Regions from separate parts of the Mus musculus genome. Here region 1 is linked to region 2. A link is a loop called in an ENCODE intact Hi-C map of the cell type or tissue named here. Cell type or tissue: heart. All regions are shown on one strand. Links, peaks and the distances in the headings refer to the core of each region. The heading gives the core; the rest is flanking DNA. Region 1 overlaps Ccdc25 (coiled-coil domain containing 25). Region 2 holds the start of Scara5 (scavenger receptor class A, member 5).

What was found. Peaks named below come from ENCODE experiments on the same cell type or tissue, not always from the same donor. Only the 100,000 strongest peaks of a DNase experiment are listed, where the experiment ranks them.
Region 1: a loop joins it to region 2, with 3 times the contacts of the local background. A loop is called at or near these places in 1 of 42 quality-filtered maps.

What each region holds. Positions count from the first base shown.
Region 1 is chr14:65,840,017-65,850,313 of GRCm38, reverse strand. It overlaps Ccdc25 (coiled-coil domain containing 25), which reads right to left. Exons shown (of 9, transcript NM_145944.5): 2 at 9,819-9,866; 3 at 3,979-4,018. Among named protein-coding and RNA genes, the nearest start is that of Ccdc25, 7.9 kb to the right of the region's middle. In heart, for the core only: a CTCF peak has its summit at 4,848 (motif pointing left); no DNase peak of the experiment used is centred there.
Region 2 is chr14:65,661,990-65,672,286 of GRCm38, reverse strand. Scara5 (scavenger receptor class A, member 5) reads right to left here and starts at 5,884. Exons shown (of 9, transcript NM_028903.2): 1 at 5,541-5,884; 2 at 1,613-1,730. The coding sequence starts at 1,724. In heart, for the core only: a CTCF peak has its summit at 5,989 (motif pointing left); a DNase peak (open chromatin) is centred at 5,496; H3K27ac peaks cover 281 bases.

The DNA.
Region 1 (10,297 bases), core at 2,001-7,000, 180 kb before region 2:
TCATATAATTAGCTAAATAAAGCTGATTCACTTTGCAGCACAGAGATGGGTCTAGAATTTAAGCATCAACAATGACCAAGGCTATGCACAACTGACAGACACTGCGACCCTGTTAACTTTAGTGGGTACTGTTCCTAACAAGGTTTGGGGAAGCCTGTAGAGACGGTGCAGAGTAGCAAAGGTCTGTAGTTCCAGCAGGCAGGAATACCATGAGTGCAGGGTCAGCCTGGACTACTTAGAGAAACCCTAGCTCAAAACCAAACAAAAACCTAAGGCAGGAAGCATCATTGCATCCCATTACTGACTTCCCAAGGCATTTTCTTGTTATCAACTTCTATTTTACTGTTAAAAGGATCACACACTCGGTACACAATATAACAAGTATGATTCAGTATGAAGGTTAAGATTATGCCCACAAAGAAGCTAAATACCTTGTTATTTGTTCTGGATATAAAACAATACTCAGACTTTGGGCAAATGATTTATGTTGCCTTATTCTTAGTCATTACTGATAGCCAGTTGTGTTTTTCCAAGCTGTTCATTTACTCATTTGCATTCCCATGCAAAATTCATAGTAATTGTCACCCTTAGTTGGGCATTTTTCTGTCCAGAATCTAGAAATTTTATACATTTCATTCTCCTTTCAGGATCTTAAGAAAAATATCATGCTATGAACTGACCTCAACTGAAAAGGTGCACCTGCCATTCTGGCTCCTGCTTGTTTAGTGACAGCTCTTAATTAATAACAGCAAGAGTAGCTCTATTAGATTCTGTTTTCTTCCTCAAGGTCTTCTAAATGGACTGCTGCCAATAGAAATACCAAAATAATATACACTAATGAGTTCATACCTAAGTAATCAAAGCACACATAGGAGTAACAGGGCCAGAGTGGTGGTTTGAATGAGAATGGCCCTCAGAGGCTCATATTTGAATGCTTAGTCACCAGGAAGCAGAACTCTTTGAAAGGATTAGGAGGTGTGGTCTTGTTGGCTTAAGTGTGTCTCAGGAAGAGTGAGCTTTGAGGCCCAGTCTCTCTCCCTCTGGCAGCTGCCTGCAGATCAGGCATAGCTCTCAGCTACTGCTCCAGTTCCATGTGTGCCACCATATGCTCTGCTGTGGTGACAATGGAGTAAGCCTCTGAAACTATAAGCAAGGCCCCAACTAAATGCTTTCTCTTACTAAGAGTTGCTGTGATCATGGTGTCTTTTCACAGCTCGTATGAGATCTTCAGGCTTACATATACAGTGTATGATTACAAAGGGTAAAGGGACAGACAGAAGTGCAGGGTTTGAGATACCCACTCCTGGAACAATTCAGCACAAACTACTTCCTATAAAAAGTCTTTCCAGTTTCAATAAAAACACTCACTCAGAGTTTAAAGTATGCCCACGCTAGCCTCGTGTCCTTGTTATGTCCTTGATATCCCTCACTAATTCAGAGATTAAAGTTTTCAATAAAAGCAACAATTACCGGAGGATGCAGAGGCCCAGGGAATGGTTCAATTTCTTAAAGTGGGGTCCATGAAACTACTTCTCATTAGGCAGTCTGGGGACCACAAGGACACACCTTTTCTCTTTTCCTCACTTAAAAACTAATTTGCTTCTAATCTCACTTAATCCTTAGAAAGTTCTTGCTTAAAGGAACCTCAGATTTACCAGGATAGACTCAAGATGCTGAAACAGGTAAATTCTCCAAACCAGCATCAGAGAATCCCAGGTTAGAACTCTGCACTGCAGATGAGCTCGGAGTCACTCTTGGCTCCTGCAAGATTGTCAGGATTGACAGCACATGAAGTGGAATGGGCCCTGAGGTCTGGGGTTACTCCAGCTTCCCTGAGTTCTCAAATAGCTTCTGAACATAAAAGTCAACTGTGCTGAGCTTTGGCCATTCATCCCTAGCCTACTAAAGGTGCCACAAGGGAACTCTAGGTCGCTATCATCCTGGTGAGTCTCAACCTTAAAAAAAAAAAAAAAATTGAAAAAACTCAAGCTGTAATTTACTAGTGTGGGTTTTAAATTAGAAATCTGTCTAAATAAACTAGAAATTATACCTCTTTAACTTAAAAAAATATTTAAAAGGTATGGTAAACTGACTTTCAAGGTGTATCTGAATATATAACCTTTCCTACTAGGCAGCTAGGTGTCAAATCTGTAGGCTAATATACAACACAGATAAACATAGTAGCTGTAGCTCTAGCACTTGGAAAACAGAGGCAAGAAAGTGAGTTCCAGGAAAGCCTGGAATAGAGTTAAACTCTACCTTGAAAAGAGTAAAAGGGGACATAAAGAGAGGAGGTAACGACCTCACCAAGAAGTACAGACACTGGCATCAAAGAGGCTTTAGCTGGGGATGACAGGGATTCAAAGGCGAGACAAGGAAGCGCTCATGGTGAGGAAGCCTTCAGCATGTGTGTTTCTACGAAGGCAGTGAGTGAGTCAAGCATAAACTTTTGTTATGTTCCAACACTGACGACCTCTTGTTCACAGAACAGGTAAATCACTGTCCTATGGAGGTTGTAGGGCCTTCTGAAGGAAGGCCAGAAATTCCCAGCAGTACAATCTGCCTACATGAGTGAAGGGGCCCTACCTAAGCAGAGTCTAACTTGATGGTACACTTGAGTGCAGAAGCTAGGAACTGTGCCGGTAGGAACTGTGCCTTTCAAATTCCTCATGTTTCTGCCACCTACTGGTTTTCTTTTTTTTTTTTTTTAATACTTTTTATTAGGCATTTTCCTCATTTACATTTCCAATGCTATCCCAAAAGTCCCCCATACCCTCCCACCCACTCCCCTACCCACCCACTCCCACTTTTTGGCCCTGGCATTCCCCTGTACTGGGGCATATAAAGTATCCATGTCCAATGGGCCTCTCTTTCCAGTGATGGCCAACTAGGCCATCTTTTGATACATATGCAGCTAGAGTCAAGAGCTCCGGGGTACTGGTTAGTTCATAATGTTGTTCTACCTATAGGGTTGCAGATCCCTTTAGCTCCTTGGGTACTTTCTCTAGCTCCTCCATTGGGGGCCCTGTGATCCATCCAATAGCTGACTGTGAGCATCCACTTCTGTGTTTGCTAGGCCCCGGCATAGTCTCATAAGAGACAGCTATATCTGGGTCCTTTCAACAAAATCTTGCTAGTGTATGCAATGGTGTCAGCATTTGGAAGCCTACTGGTTTTCAACTCGGACATCAGAATGACAGGAGAACATGCCCATTGGAGCCATGAACTAGAGCCCTTTATAACCAAGTAGATAAAAGTCCGAGATAGTAGCCTACTCAAGGCCATCCACCTTACTGAAAACGGAACCAGCTCTTCTGAAAAGTGGCCGTCCAACCTCACAGTACTGTAAGGAAATCAGTGGGCTGGGGAGCTCACAGCTGGAGAAAAGGTCTGTAGACAGTTACAGCAATGGGCCTGGGGCAGGGAGGGGGGAGCGGGGAGCAGGGAACTGAACAGGGAAGAATGGTGCCCTAAGGTGAGGGAAAATCAACCTCAACATTTAGAAGCTGAGCTGGGCCTGTGAGAGCCTGGGCTGGGCCAATAATAACCAGAGCAGACCTATTCTGTTCCTCATCTGAAAGGTGGACATGGTAGCAACACTGCAGAGGCTGTTGTGAGATTAAATGTATTGACACTTGGCAGTTAAGTACTTGAAACATGTACATTATTGCCATCATCCCCAAATACACTGAGAACTTAGCCAGGAAGCATGATAGCCACTGAAGTGGTAAGACTGGGTTCCAGGACAGAGAATAAGCACTGGAGAATGAACATGGACAAGACCGTAGTAAGAAGCTGAGTTAGGAGCCCGCCCGCACCCTTCTCTTTGGTCAGAGTGAACACTGAAGGGCACAGCGGCTATTCACTCAGAAACCCCATGAACGAAAACAGCATGGAGGCAATGTGTTTAAATTATAGGCAGCAGGTAGATAGATCTCCAAGTCTGAAATCTAAATGAAACAGATATTTGCTACTTACCAAATATCTTCAGGCCAGCCATACTTTATCAGATCTTCATCTACAATAAAATACAAGAGGAGGAAAAAAGAAACTAAGAAAGTTGCTAAGTGGAAATACACCAGGATTTTTATGTTGGTAAGGGGAAAAAAATACTATCACCCCTCTACACACACAAACATATTCTCTCTCTCTCTCATTCTCTCTCTCTCTCTCTCTCTCTCTCTCTCTCTCTCTTTCTCTCTCTTTCTCTCTCTCTCTCTTCCTTGATGAAGAAAACAGTGGTGGGGACTTGGAAGCTTGACAAAAAAAGAAAGAATACAGCTTTTACAGTCAGACAATATACTTAAGATATTGATACTTAAAAAGATAAAGATATACAGAGGATATACTTAAGGATATTTCAAACAAAGTCTAAAAGGAAAGGAAAGATCACGAATGAGATGAAGCAGCAGCAGACAGATGTGAAAGAGTGAGAAGGAATTACTCTGGGAGGTAGGGAGTGGATCTCAAGCCTTGGGAGGGATGAAGAGGAACAAGCTTCTGAGGGTGGGGAACGACTGTGTGTGTGTACTGTATGATCTGATATTTTAAGTTATACGTGGCAGGTAAGCCATTAAAGGTAAAGTCAATTAACAACTGCGAGGAAAGCATGTGATTCCGATGTGATGGCTTTAAACGTACCTAAGAAAGGACAGCCTTAGGGCTAAGCTATACACAACCCTTTGGAGAGGACACTGTTGGCACTAGCTGACACCGGAAGCTTTCTGCTAGACATTAGAAATTTACTATGGAAAGTGGGAAACTGAACAAATCACCAAAAAAAGTAAAAGAAAATACTAATGGTGAAACTAATGGTAAGTGTGCTATGAATGGCTGAGGCCACCTGCTGGCTATGAAGAGAACAGACCTGCCAAGAGTTCGGCAAATACACTACTTAAAAATTCCATTTATGTTGTATCCAGTGTGGAGCTTACTTGGAAACTGCCTGGCTACTGGAAATAAATGGGTGAAGCCAAGAATATTTCCAAAAGGGGACTTTAAAATGCAGCTTCCTTTCATATAAGGCTAATTTGGAGGGGCTGACAACTCCATTCAACTCTAAGTCTCCTGATGGGCAAGTGTTCCATATATACAGACACAATGGCACAAAACACCAGAGGGCTCTAGACGTCTAGACTCACAAATGGACTCTGCATCTAGGGGTGTGTCTCTAGGCATAAATTCTACCACAAATGTGAAGGCTTCTCAACTCAGTGCCTCAAACCGCCCCTCCTACAGCATGTGCTAGTATGTAATGTGGTAACAACTGCATTTTGTCCACATTTTAAAACAGGTTTTATATTTCAGAGCAGTTTTAGGTTCACAACAAAGTCAGTACATGCTACTTTTTGTGTCTGGATGCCAGAATGCAGCAAAACCGCCACCTACATCTTCCTAACAGAGGCTGGAATGAGGCCTCCCTCCATAAAGAGGAGACAACCACAGAAGGAAAACAGAGACAGGCGGAAATGTCAGAAGCACCACTAGTCCACCCATGTGAACCAGAACAGCGCCGGCCTTTAAGAAATATGTAAAGCTCCCCCCCGCCCCCCCCCCCCCACACACCCGCCCAGTTATAGTGTGCAAAACCTGCATCACTCAGGAAGCAGCCTGGCTCTAAGTGCTTCCCAGTGGCTGTGGTCTCATGCTCTTCCACTGTGATGTAGTAGAAAGAAAACCACATTTGGCAGCCTTGGCATCTGCTTTCATATCCATTCTAAGTAACTATGGCTCTTGTAGCAGTGGCTTACTATTCAGTGTAGAACATGAAACAGCCTCCTTTTCTCCAGGACCAGTGTTATCATGGGCTACAAGGAGAAACTAAAACTTAAGTATTAGTATAACATGGATGACTTACCATTAGGTCACACCTAAGTCAACGCCATACACCCATTACAATGAAAGACTGCTTCAAAGTGTGGGCTACTCTATCTTGCTGTGATTTGTTGTTTCTCACTTCATAATGGCAGTCTTGATCTTACCAGTTCTGCTTTATAGCACCCATTTTGGACTTGTTTATATCATTACTGTTAAGAATCTCTTACTGAAGATGGTATGTGTGTCTCTTTTAATGCATATAAACTATCAAATTCTAACTGTTGTCAATGTCAAGCTGTACCAAACTAGATTGTGATAGTTTTAGAAAGAAATGGGAAAAGCAGATAAGGAATATCAAAAGATTACACACAGACAACAGTGTGACCAGCTAGCTCTCAGACGGACCCCGGGGAATGTTCCCAGAGAAGCAAGGTGGGGAGTGGTATCTGGGAGCTTAAGAAGTTCCAGGGATTCTACCCACCAGCTAAGAGTGCTCCTATGGGGTGGGCACTGTGTGATGGTTTGTATGCTTGGCCCAGAGAGTGGTGCTGTTGAGAGGTACAGCCTTGCTGAAGTAGGTATGTCACTGAGTGTGGGCTTTAATACTCTAGTCCAAGCTGCCAGGAATACTGCTAGTGGAAGCCAGTATTCCACTAGCTGCCTTCAGATGAAGATGTAAAACTCTCAACGTTGCCTGCACCATGCCTTCCTAGGTGCTGCCCTACTCACACCTTGATGATAATGGACTGAACCTCTGAACCTGTAAGCTAACCCAATTAAATGTTGTCCTTTATAAGACTTGCTTTGGTCATGGTGTCTGTTCACAGCAGTAAAGCCCTAAGACAGAAGTTGTTACCAGGGACTAGGGTATTGCTGTGGTAGGCCTGACCATGCTTTTGTCTGGAGGAATGTGGACTTGGGGAAAGCAGTGGAATGCTTTAAATGAGGCTTAATGGACTCTCCTAGTAAGAATATGAAACACTTTGTTGCTGAGATGGATTTGAACTGTGCAGACCTGGCCCAAGAGGGTTCAGTGGAGAAGAATTTCAGTATGTGGCCTAGAGAGTGTTTTTGTGGTATTTTGATGAAGAATGTGGCTGCTTTTTGCCCTTGTCTGAAGAGTCTACCTGAGTCTAAGGTAAAGATATTTATATTAATTGCATTGACAATGGAACCCTCAAAAAAAAAAAGCCCAGCAGAGACTTGATCTCTGGTTCAGTCTCATGAAGAGTGTTCTGAACAAGCATAGCAAGCATAGAAGGAAAAATATAAAATATATGGTTCGAGTATTAAAGGGGCAAAAGAAGTGAAATGGAGCTAAATCCTGTGTTCTAGGAGATAACAGATTAAGGGATTTCAGGGCAAGATCCCATCCAGCTAAATTTAGATCCAAGCATCTTGGTACACACCTTTAATCCCAGAAGACAAAACCAAACAGTGCAAGGCCAGCCTGGGACAAAGCATGTTCTAGAAGAAAAGCTTAAATCCAGTCGTGGTGGTACAAGCCTTTAATCCCAACATTACAGGAGACAGATCCATGAAGATCTCTGAGTTCAAGGTCAATCTATAGAGCAAGTTCCAGGAAAGCCACACTTAGGCAGTGAGGGAGTTGTAACAGAATAAGGGGGTGGGGTGGGGTGGGAGCATGTTCCAGCCCCAGCAGGGAGTAGAACATGGCAGCTTCAGCCATGTGACTCTGGCTGGAAAAACAGAAGGGACTACTGGGACAATTGATGCTGGTTAGCTGAAGCTAAGAAATTAGCAGTGATTAAGAGACCAGCATCCTGAGCTGAAATCTTCTGGGAAGTGTTTTCTGAAAGCACAAAGAAACTGTGTTCCAGAGAGAGCCAAGGTTGTACATTGTGCTGCAGCTGTACTTGGTAATGGGTAAGAGTCACCCAAGTGGTAGTGGTTTTAAAGGCATGAAAGGGGTCATGAACAGCAGCTGAGGCTTAGCACTGTGAGAGGCCACGGAAGGCCACTGGTAAAGGTGCAGCCTCAGTTGCAGTTGATGCCCAGGACTGAAAGAGTCATGCAAAGGATTTGAAGCTTGGCACCATGAAGAGAGCCTATGAGAGGCTACTGGTCAAGCCTAGTCGCAGCAGAAGATCCCAGTGTATTGCAGATGCCAGTACCATGGGATGATCACCAATAACAGCAGCAGCAGTGGAGTGAATCAACCTGAGCTTAGAGTGCTACAGAGGGCAGAGCTGGAGAAGCGACATTTGAAGGAGCCCAAAAGATCACGTGTGGATCCCAGACATTGAAACAAGAGGCTGCAATGTTGAATTTGCCTTGGCAACCCCAATATTTTCGCCATGCCAGAGCCATGGGATATCACCTGAGGAATGCTGCTAATGGAGTGGAACCAGCCCAGGAAAGGAAGCTTGTTGCAGTCAACAGAGATGAGAAAGGAGTTGGAGATCTGAAAACTACTTTGACATCAGACAAGGAGATGCAGAGTTTGGAGTTTGCCCAGTTGGTTTCCTATCTTGATTCAGGGATTACAGTTATGTGATTGGATGGATCTCAGAAGAGACTTTGAACTTTGGACTTTTGACATTGTTAATAATGCTACAGACTATGGGGATTTTGGAGGTTGGACTAAATGTAATTATGCTATGGCTAGATATGGCCCCTATAAACTCAAGTGTTTGAACAAGCCTATGGGAGTCAGGGAGTGGAATATGAAGGTTTGAATATGCTTGGCCCAGGGAGTGGCACTGTTGGAAGGTGTGGTCTCGGAGTAGGTATGTCACTGTGGGCATGGGCTTTAATACCCTAGTCCTAGCTGCCTGGAAGCCAGTATTCCACTAGCAGCCTTCAGATGAAGATGTAGAACTCTCAGCTCTGCCACCATCATGCCTGCCTACATGTGCCCTGCTCCTCACCTTGATGATGATGGACTGAACCTCTGAACCTGTAAGCCAACCCAATAAAATGTTGTCCTTGTAAGACTTGCCTTGGTCATGGTGTCTCTTCATACCAATAAAACTCTAAGACACTGCATACAGGTCCTTTTCCTTAATCTAGACAACCCTCTGCAGTAGCTACATGAGCCTTTCATGTCTAAGAACTCGGAGGTCTGAAGAGGTTGCATAACTGCAGCTTGTTCGCTGGGGAGCTGATTCTGGCGTGACTTCAAGCTGTCTTTTCTAAACCCTCACACTACCTGTATTTTCCAATCTTGAGGAATGACACTCTTCTCTCCAGCTCCTCCTGAGGTTCAGCTTCTCTCACCTTCACTGTGAGGATCAGGGTTGCAAAACTCTGTGCTGTCTTGACCACCAAGAAGGTCAACTTGAACTAGTCAGAGTGGTTCATATTCGTAAGCTCCGCACCGATCTCCAGAGGGTGAGGCAAGAGACTGACTGAATTCTAAGCCTCTGCGCTATACAGAGCGCAATCTTGTCTCAGAAGTGAAAACAAAAATGTAGCTTAGTTGTAGTATTTGTGTTCGGCTTCAGGAGGCCCTCAGTTCTACTATCTCCTATAATGCTGGGATGACAGACATCCAAGGGACACATACTACAGCTAAGCTACATGCCAGGCCCCGCTGAACAGGACAAGCAGAGGAAAGACAGAAAGTCAACCCTCATAGAAGTAGAGACTACTGGTGGCTGGGGAGCTCTGGGAGACACTAGTCAATTGGTAAAACAATGATCTATTAGGAGCACTTCTGGAATTCTGTCGCAGGGTAAATACAGTTATCAAAGTCTATGCTACAGCAGCTAGAAGACAGGATGTTGAATACTCTAACTGCAAAGGAATAATCAATGTTTGAGGTGACAGATATGCTGTGGATTTCAACTTGATCACCACACAATGTGTGCACGTATCAAAACACTGTATTTGAAATGTGGGCAACTGTTGTTTGTCCAGTCTAATTTTCAAAAGGAATTAAATAAATCAGTAACAAAACACATAAACCCAACAACAAGGGCACAGGAACAGCACTTACCTGCCTGGAATTTCAAAATCAAATGCTTTTGTAAACTTACTTTCATATTTATCCTTTCCCATGTAAATAGTGTAAGTAGATGAATTAACTAAAATAAAACAAAAATAAAAAGACAATTAGTGGGGACCCATTGCATGGCCATGGGCCATACCTGGCTCACCTACCTGCTCTTATGCATCCTCTGAGTTAAGCATAAGATGTATCCTTTTAAATGACTGATAGCAGCAGGCCAAGACTAAACTATAGACTGCATAAGTCTTTTTTTTTTTTTTTTTTTTTTTTTTTTTTTCTAATTTTTCGAGACAGGGTTTCTCTGTGTAGCCCTGGCTGTCCTGGAACTCACTCTGTAGACCAGGCTGGCCTCGAACTCATTAAGTCTTACTGAGCGTAAAACAGTAACTTGTCCCCAAAGATGATGCTTAGCAATGCTTACTGCTGAATAGTTGCTTTCCTCCTTTTCAAGAAAATATCTCTATTTTTAAATTTCTCTTAAGGGATAAAGTTTAATGGCAATTTCCA
Region 2 (10,297 bases), core at 3,056-8,055:
TTTTTTTTGTTTTTTGTTTTGTTTTTGACCTGAGGTCCAGAACATAGGGGAGAGAGACGGGAGAGGGGAGAAAAAAAAGTGGCAGTCCTGGTGACACCCCATGCTGCAGGCTTCGCCCCTACTCCAGGCCTGGTGTCCCAGGTTGACCCTGGGTGACTCCCTTCAACTACTCACAACCATGGTACTTTCTGGCGAATCTCGGCCTCTTTAACAATGTGCTAATGAGAACAGAACTGGATCAAGAGCATGGTTCCAGCAACATCCTCACTGACTTCACACACACACACACACACACACACACACACACACACACACACACCCCTTGTGGCATACACATGTACACTTGTGTTCTCTTCCCCAGGTGTCAGGATACTGGCTTAGTCTGGGGAACAAGCTGACAGAACCTTTCTCTAACTCTTCTCTTTCAAAATCTTTTATCTTGATTGACACCGTGATGGGGCTTAGAATCACCTTGGAGACACATCTATCTGTGTGTCTGGGAGGATGTTCAGAGAAGTTTAACTGAAGGGGGAGTCCCACCAGCATTATACCATGGGCAGGGGTCCCCAAGTAAATAAAATGGGGAAAGGGAGCTTAGCAACCCCCTCCATCATCTCTGCTTCTTGACTGGGGGTGCATTGTGGCCCCTGCCACCACGCCTTGTCTGTTCTTATGCTCTGCGCCCTCAAATGGTGAGCCAAACATCTTACGGCCATTCTTAAGCTCTTCCCTGCTTTACCTCAACGTCCACACCAAGGGGACTGCTCTCAAGCCTGCTCCTCCTATTAGCCATCATGAGCCCTTTGAGGGCAGGCGCTGTCCCAGTCTCTCTCCAGAGCATCCCTGATACCCAACATGTAGACTAGAACTCAGAGGAAGAGCTAAACGCTGAGAGTTCCCAAGGGTGGGTCAAGGAACCCTACTTCAAAGCTCAGATCTCCTTATCTGCCCCTCCTGTAGGGATTGTCCCCTCCTTCTTCTCCCAGACACCTCTTGCTTTCCTATACCTGCCCCTGTGTGAAAAAGGCAGAGCCAAGGCCGCTGAGAAAGGCTGTGGACAGTGTCACAAAGCAAAGAATCAGGCTGCACACGACACCATGGACAAGGAACTGCTTCTAGGTGCCCAGCCTGATGTCCCTTCAAAACAACCCTGTAGGTCCCATTCCTTTCCTCTCAGAAGTAGGGCGGTGTTCTCTTCTACATAAGCCCAGTGAAGAGTGGGTTTGTGAGTGAAGCAAGCTCTTATTAAATACCTGCCCAATAACAGAACAGATATGTACTAAATGCCTGCTTGCTGGTGCACAGGGGACAAGTGCTGGCAATTCTGTGCTGGAGCCTCTCTGAGGGACTGGTGAGTTATGGAATATTTGACGTCCTCTGTCTCAGCCAGCCCATCTACAAAATGGGTTCTCATTTTGCTAATGATACAGGTTTATTGATATGAATGAGTGAGAAAAGTCACAAAAGAGATTTTTGGAGTTATGACATTCAATATCTGTAGAACTAAATGGGGAAGGCAGCAGGCACTGGGGTATCCAAAGCACAGTGGAAATTAAGGATCTTCAACACCCCAGAAAGAACTTCAACACCCAAGACAGATAGAAGCACTCACCATCCTCACACAGGTTCAGCTTGGACAGGCTCCTGCCATCAAAGGGTTCTTCAAAGATGGAGCCGTTGTCACGGTCACTCACGGTGTGCAGGTACATGGCTTTGTTGTCCATCGTATCCTGAAGCAGTAGAGACACCAGGCAGCATAGGGGACAAAGGAGACACAGAGTCAACTATGTGACAAACAAATGTAGAAACAGGTGCCCACCCATGGGACCCCAGCCTGGAGGTGGGGTCACAGCATTAGGAAGGTTGGGAACCACTGTGTAAGCCTCAGTGACCGGGGAGGGTGGGATAATTGCAAGAAGGAATCTGAAAGCACAGATGCATTGACATGGGTTAGGGTCAGCTGAGGCCGTCAGATGGTCCCTAACCCCACAGCAGGCTGTGGCAGGAATTCATCTCCTGAGGAGTCTAGGGGGTGAGTAGTCTCCATAAGTCTTACTGAGCAACTGTTGGCCAGGGGGCTTCTGCCTACATGATGCCCCCAAGGCTGGGGCGGCGTCTTGAGCTCCTGTCTTGGGAAACTCTCACTTGAAGTGACCCAGCCATGCTGTTTGCATCACAGTGTGGCCCACACTGTCTCATTCTGCTGTGCATAATTGTGTGACTGGAAGGCCATCCTCAGAGCCTGTGCGGGTGGCTCTGGGGGAGAAGGGCTTTATGAGACCAGGGCTGGAAGGGATTTTCTGAGTTCTCTAAGATGGATTTGCATTCTTTGTGTAATGAGAAAAATCCTTTTTATAAAAACCGAATCGCAAAGCGTTTGTTTATACAAAATCCTTTGGCTTTTTCTTCACATACATGGCCTGTAATTTTACACATTACCCTCAGCAACAACTCTAACTGGCTGTCAGTGTGCGTCAACTTGTTTTCCTGATGTTCTTTAGCTGTCTGGTTATTTAACCAAAATAAAGAAGGGAGGAAGGAGAGGGAAGGAGTGGAGGGGAAGGAAGGCAAAGGGGGGAAAGAGGAGAGAAAATAAGTCAGATGGGAGAGGTGTTTATTTATCTTCAATGTGAGTTTTGGAAAAAACAAAACCCTTAGGAAGATGGGCACAAACCCAGCATGGACCAGATACACTGAGATCCTGAGAAATAAGCAGGACCCACAGCCCTGGGTGAGACGTACGGTGCCTGGAAGGTGCCAGTGGGGAGACTGGGAGACTGTGATGGGTCTTAGGAGTCATCCTTCCCTCTTTAGAGGTAGGGCGTGGGGACAAAGAAGGAGGGGAAAGGGCAAAGCAAAACCATCTGCTCTCTCTTTACAACTTGAGCTTGGGCTACCAGAGAAGCTTCAAGAATGGAGACTTGACCTTTGGGGAGGAGAAGAGGCTAAAATTGACCAGTGGCTGTTTAACTGCCCAAGCAACGACCCAGGATCGATGGGGTCTTCTGGTCTATCACTCCAAGTAGGGGGGTGTCACATTCCCCTGCTCTGGCTCATTCACTTGGATACACACACACACACACTGGTCTTTCTTCCAGTCTATGAGAGAGACAGGGGAGGGAGATGGTCCTTGGGTCTATCAGAACTTCTCACATGCTAACACCTTCTAACAGCTTCTGCTTAGCCATTCTGTGCCTTCCCCCATGGTGTCCAATCTGCTAATCTCCTAACTGGTCTCCATCCAAGCCCTCCGCCCAGCAAGGACCTCTAGGTGGGGCACAGGATGGCTCCAGCTCTACTCACATATAGGGGATCCTCCCTGGTCTCAGGATGTGTGTGGTCCTTCCCCTCTGGCCTCAGTCTTAAGAAGCTACAAAGCTGGAGGCCACTGTCTCTGCAGCCTGTGATAACTGTTGCTCTGCCAAAGGCAACTGGGGCTGTAGCCAGAGGTCCCCAGAACCTCTTTCATGCCACCTTCCTTCCCTCCTGATCAACTCCAGACCCCTGGGACCTAGAATGTGTCCACCAGCAACTCCTCCTAGCCATTCTCCCCACTGCCTGGATGGACTGAGCAATGGCCTAGAGGAAGGGGCCGGGACGGAGCAGGTCCAGATGTGAGAGGGATGACTTTGGAAATGGTCAATTCTTTACTACGTGGAAACAAAATGTAAGCACGTTCTGCCTGCCCTAGTTTTATGTGGGGTTCTGTTTTCTCCTCTCAGAGTCCAGAGCAGGTTCTGAACTCTGAGATCCTCTTCTACCATCTATAGACTCAGTTTGTGCTCTCAGGCACGTCACAGCTGATCTTCTAGAGTAGTGGTGATCACGGAAGCTGCTGGTGCATTGGAGACGCCCCTTGGGCCTCAGACTGATTGCCCCCCAACACCCCAAAACCTCCTGGGAGCACTTCCTGGGAGCACTTCCTGGGAGCACTATGAGCAAGGCAGGAAGGCAGATCAATCATTTTGGCATTTCTGGTTTAAAGATAACCTAACCAAGACCAAAGAGGCAAGAATGATAATACTGGAAATAAAGAGTCAACGAGGCAGTAATTAGATGGATGGTTCAGGGGTCTCCACACACAGCACTGACTCCATCATGGGCTGCTGTATCAAAGGTATATATGTATGTCTGTTACTTTCAGTGGCCACCTTCAGGGCCGCTGTAACAGGAGCTGCACTAGGCACACCAGAGGGGCAGCTAGTGCACATCTGTAAGGGCATGAGCAGAGGAGAAGGCTTGAAGGGAAACCTGGGTCACATGGGTGGAACCCCAGGTCCCCTGGTGCTCAAGGAGCCTGGACTTCAGCTTTGCTAATCAGAAGGAAGCCACCCAGGGGTTGTTATGAGTCATTCCCCACAAAGGGTGAGAATAGGGGATGAGCATTGCTTCCAGAGTCATCTGACAGCTGCCCTGGGACACCCTCGAACCCTCTGCACAGGTGCCGGAGGGAGGGAGCTCACGGCACAAGGGCTCCTTTTATTATCTCTCAGTTTGGGAAGGTGTTCTACTTTGCTGACCTGTGATGTGAAGTCCACTCTGCGGAACACCTCCCTGGGAAGGGGGAAGCGAAGAGGACACAGTGAGCATCATGTGAGCTGATACAGGAGCGAGGACCTTTCAAAGCCATGCAAGACAGGGGACAGTCAAAGACTGTAAAATTCTTTCTTCCTCAGCAGATGGGGATCTCAGAGTCCTGAGGACTCCCCATTGCTCAAAAAGTCCCAGAAATGAAGTTGTGTGGGGGTTCCCTTCACAAAAAAGCAACCTCAAAAGTGGCTTAAGACTGAGGTTTGAACCCTGGTTCTGGAAGTTTCTCTGGGAGCACCAAAAGGGCTAAACTCCTGCTGAGGCAGGGAGCTAGATCAGGGGCCTCACTTGCGACTCTGAATCTTTTTCCGTGGACTCTGGTCTCTCACTTGGCAGGGCTTACAGCTTCTCTTTGGACTGCCTGGGTTCTAAAACTCATTTAAACCAAATAAAGTCACTGCAAATTTGGCCCCCAAGAAAAAGTTACTAGATAGGTCTTAAACCTGTTATTTTTCTAACTGGATTCATCAGTTCACCGGGTCCCAACTCACAGTTAGAGAGGCCCAGATGCTTCACTAATAACCTCCTGCTTCATTTGTCCCACCCTGGTGTGTTTACACACATACACATGCCCACGCACAATGCATGCACATGCACCCATGCATGCACCCACACATGCGCCCATGCGCACTGCATACTGTGCACATGCATTTACTCCCTGAATAGGCTCTGGAGCTGTGACATAAGACAGCCAGAGATGCCACTGAAGCCATAGCATCCCTCTGGCATCTGGATGCGGGCTCACACACTACAGCTCTAGTAACTGAGTCCTGGGGCCCCTGTGTGTCTACAGGCTCAGATCCCTCGTACCCTCCCACCTGGAGGCCTGCAACTCCAGGTCCTCTGTCAGCAGGACTTCCCAACTCTCAGCTTCACCAGCACACCGCTTCCTCCATCTGCCCTTGGGACACCATTACCCCAAGCTTCTAGGTCAAAATGTCAAAACTCACCTGTATGCCCCGTGCTGAGGCTGGGCCCTGTCCCTTCAGTTCCCAGCGATTGCCATGGTAGCCAGAGAGCTGACTGCTGCCCCACGAAGACCCAGAAAGTCCCTTGAAGCTTGTACCCACAGCCAGCCAAATCCAGATGGAGTCATATAGAAAGAGTCTTCAGGGTCACCTAGTGATTTAGGCCAGGGCCACAGAGTCACTTCTATGGGAGGATCCGTTCAACAAAGTGGCTGAATAACAGGTCTGCACGTGGGACTCCTTGTCTTGGTGCAGCGTCGGTCAGCCTCAGAAAGCGATCCGGAGATATTCTGTGGAGTCACCCACAGCTCTGCTAGGTACTGACTGGGTGGGAGGTGCTCCAACCTCCAGTCTTTATTTAAAAAAAAAAAAAAGTTCTAAAAGCAACTTCTAGAGGGAGTTTGGACTACGCCTGCCCCCTTGTGGCCATCCTCAGACTTACAACTCTCTGCACAGCATTCCAGCCCTTGGCTTTGGGACTCAGTGATTGTGTTAAAGGCCTTGCTCAAAATACTTTTTGGACAGCTTCTGAGAAAATGGCGGCTAGACCTGGTTTGTGACACACCCAAGGAAGCAAGTCTTGTAAAATTTATTGTAGCACGGAACTGGCGTTTCTCAATTCATTCAGCAAATTTGGCATTTCCTGAAGTTACATCCACTCCCAAAGGACTTGGACAATTCACACACTGGTGCTATTTAGAATAAAGTCTGGGGTGGGGGTGGTGGGCTCTGAAAGAACTTCCGAAGTCAAGATCAACACAATTCAGTAACAATGCCAGTGTCTGTGGAGCACAAAGACTGCATGAGGCACGAGAGAACGGGCCTGGGAGAAGCCCTCTGGTTGGAAGTCTGACTGGACCTCAAAGGACTGGAAACCTCAACACAAACAATTACCTTGTTTTTTTTTTTTTTAAAAAGGAGATACACTAGGGTGGGCGATAGTGGAATCCACAGGACCCTGACCTCTCAAGCAGGACCCGAGCTCGATCCCCAGCCCCCACATAAAAAAAGATGGCGTGGTGGCACACACTGTGACTCCAGTGCTGGGGAGCTGTGGACAGGACGATTGCTGGGCTCACTGGCTGGAAAGCTAGCTTGTTTGGTGAGTTCCAGACCAGCAAGGGAACTCTGTATTAAAAACCCTCAATATAGAACGACATCAGAATTTGACTTCAGTCCCCTCCCCCCATACACTTGTACACATGTACACACATACAGATACACACAATAAAATTAAACACAAATTGGAAGGATTAAAAAGAGATTCAAGCAGGTGTTAAAGAAGCAATGAATTCAGATGAGAACAGTGGGAAGAGAAAGACTATCAGAGAGACATACCCTCCCTCCCTCCCTCCCCCAAGAACCCAGTGTGAGCCACAACTAGATAGATCAGATGATGGGTCTGGACCGAAGTGTGCAGAAGCTAGCATTCATAAATAAGTTCCTGTTTGTTGGCTAAACACAAGAACAGGGTTTCAAGGTCAGATTTCTAACAGGAGAGTCTGCCAAACTCAACTCTGCCCACCCCACAGTACAGCTGCCAACCCTCAGCTGACTACTTAGAAGAGCTTTAGTCATCTTCAGGGACCACCCTCCTAACTGTGCCCAGAGGCAGCTTCTGCAGGACACTGCTTTACAGGAAGAAAAAAGCAGTCTTGTATAAGGAGGAGTAAGAGGAAGAGAAGGAGGAAGAGAAGAAAGGGGCACTTTATGATATTATTTACTATACATGCAGATAATGCATGCACTACTTCAAATATTTTTCGAATACCTATATACTTGTTTCTTGATATCCTCCTGAGGTTGGTTTCAGGACCCTTTCATGGACGCCAAAACCTCAGGCATTTAGATGCTCAGCATAAAACATCAAGGTGTTTGCATCTTTATGGCCCTGCACAGCGTCCAGTCTACTCTAAACCATCTCCAGGTTATGTAGTCTACCCAACACAATGTAAATGTTATTGTGAACAGCTATCATACTGTAGAATTTTGAGAACTAGGGTAAGGATACATTTTATTATTCAGTACAAACCCCGATTACTTAAAAAAATAGTTTTGATCTATAGTCAGCTTCGCTCTGCAGATTTGGATACTGTTAATTCAGGGAGGGACGTTGTGCACATCTTAACAGTCATGTGAAGTAGGTGTAGCTCCTGAAACCATTTACACAGAGATCAAGTGATCCATCTTGGATCCCTCCAGCCTGTGAACAGCAGAGCTGCAGTTCAGCCCTAGGCGTTGCCTTGAGTCTAGGCCTGTAACCACCCCCTTTATTACTCCTTACAAAAATAATGCTTTTGTCACTCAACAAGTCACCAACATCCCTGGGAATGGAATCTCCCATCTAGCGAGGTGTGTGCTCAGAATGTGACACTTGCAGACCGTCATTACACACACATATGCATCAGCAAGAAATAGAATGTGTCAGTTCTGTGGTTGAAGCTCACATCCCAGAAACTGAATCTCCAGGGCAGCAGTGCAGGGAGGCGGGGCCTATTGGGAATGGCAGGAGCCAACCACACAGTAAGAAGGATTTACAGAAATAGCTTCTTCTTGTCTGTCTGTTACCATGGCAAGACTCGACCTTCATGGCCAGACTCTCTCGTGCCTCCTGCCAAGTGATCACACTGTCAGAACACGATGGAAGCTGGCATTTTTATCTTGGACTTTCAGGTCTCAAATGGAGAAGAAATGAATCCCTGCCTGCTCTAGATTTCTGTTCACAGGCGTTCTGTTTTATATCACAAATGAAGACAGCCGCTAAGACCAGGGGTGTCCTCTGTATTCTTCACCTCTGTGGCTCCTGGCACCATAATACCTGACAACAACCAGGGAGGAAAGGCTTCCTTGCCTCATGACTTCAGACCAAGCTGGCAGAGAAGGTGTGGTGGGTGCAAGAGGGGGTGGTGGAGGCTGTTCACAACATGGCAGACAGGAAGCAGTACCAAGGCAGGAAGCAGAGGCTGGGGCATAACTTCCACCAGTCAGACTCCACTGTGGAGAGCTTTGGGGGCTGCTTGGCAGGAATCTGACATTGGCCAAGGACAAGAAAATGGGCTTCAGGCAGGAATCTGACTTTGGGCCATGACAAGGAAGTAAGCTCAGGCAGGAATCTAATTTTAGGCTAGAACAGGGAAGTAGGCTTCAGGCAAGAATCTGATCTTGGGCTAGGACAGGGAAGTAGGCTCAGATATCTTGGTCCTCCTGATAAGCCCTTAGAAACAGTGATCAAGGGACTTTGTTTATTGTCTTGCTTGTTCCTTGACTATTTGAGTTTATGGTTCTGCTTGACCTTATGGCTTGCATGTAATTAAAATGGTATAAAAGCAGATTGGGGAAAAAATAAACCTGCCTCAGCCTGAGAACTGGCCGGGGCCATGCTGCAATGTTGTCTAATTGTCTTTTTTCTTTTTAATCCTCACTCCTGCCCTGGAGAACCTGTTGACTGACTGGTCTGGTTTGGTCACTCCACCTTCTAAAGACTCCACAGCACCCCAAAATAGCACCAGTGGCTAAGGACCAAGCATTCAAACCACGAAGCCTGCAATGGGAATTTCAGATTTAGACTGTAATACCAACCGTGCCTAAAATGAACACTATCTCTTTTTATTCACAGACCTACACTGACTGCCTTAAGAAGTAGGGAAAGAAGACAGATGTGGACAAGGAGGAGGGAGGTGAAATCTAAGCCCAGCCCAAGTGTGGTGGTTTGAATGAGAAATGTCCCTCGTTGTCACTGGCATTTGAATACTTGATCCCCAGTTGGTGGCACTGTTTGGGTGGGTTTAGGTGTGTCCTTGCTAGAGGAAATACATCTCTCTCCCTCTCTCCCTCTCTCCTTCCATCGTCTCCGCCTTTCCTGCCTCCCTCCCTCCTTCCTGCTTTGGATTCAAGATGTGAGCCCTCAGCTTCTGCTCCAGTGTCATAACATCCCCACCATTATGGACTCTGACCCTGGGGAACTGTAAGCCAAACAGACTCTAACTTCCATAAGCTGCCTTGGCCATGGGGTTTGATCACAGCAGCAGAGAAATGACAAGAAACTGGTCAAGCCCCTCTGGCATGATCTGTGTGTAAGACACTGATTTAGACAGGGGTTAGTTTTCTGCATGAGGCCCACAGTCGGGCATAGGACTGTCAAACTGTAAGATTGCTGGAGGAGTCTGTGTTTCATCTTAAAGCCAGTGGCTATGGATCAGGACATTTGCCCCCTCCCCTCTTTTGTTTCTGGTTCGTTTGACTTGTCTCAGGATAACATTTCTCTGTTGCTTTTTTCCCCCTCTTCTTGCTGAGTAGTGTAACATTATGTACGTGGACCCACAATTTGATTTTAATTTTTCATGTGTCTGGGTGTGTCCAGAATGCATATATGTGTACCCATGTGAAAGGATAGAAAATACAACCCCAACTCCAGCCTCTTAAGAAGCCCAAAATACCACAAATTCCAGACCCTGTTCCCTGCCAGAGTATAGGTAAAAGGTCACACTTCTCCCTGCTCCAGGGCCTGCTTTCTGTGAATACGTGATCCTGGCCTAGTAAGATAACAGGAAATGAGTTGACTAACCAATTATCTAGCTTCTGTAAACCGCTTGCACCATAGAAGGAAAGATTACACACTGAAACTGCGATTTCCACCCCGCCAGGAACCCGCGCAAATGTGGACCACCGAGGCTATAGAAAACTGATTGCACCCTCCCCCCGCCCCGCGCCCCCGAGTGCGGGCTTGATGATTTAAAATG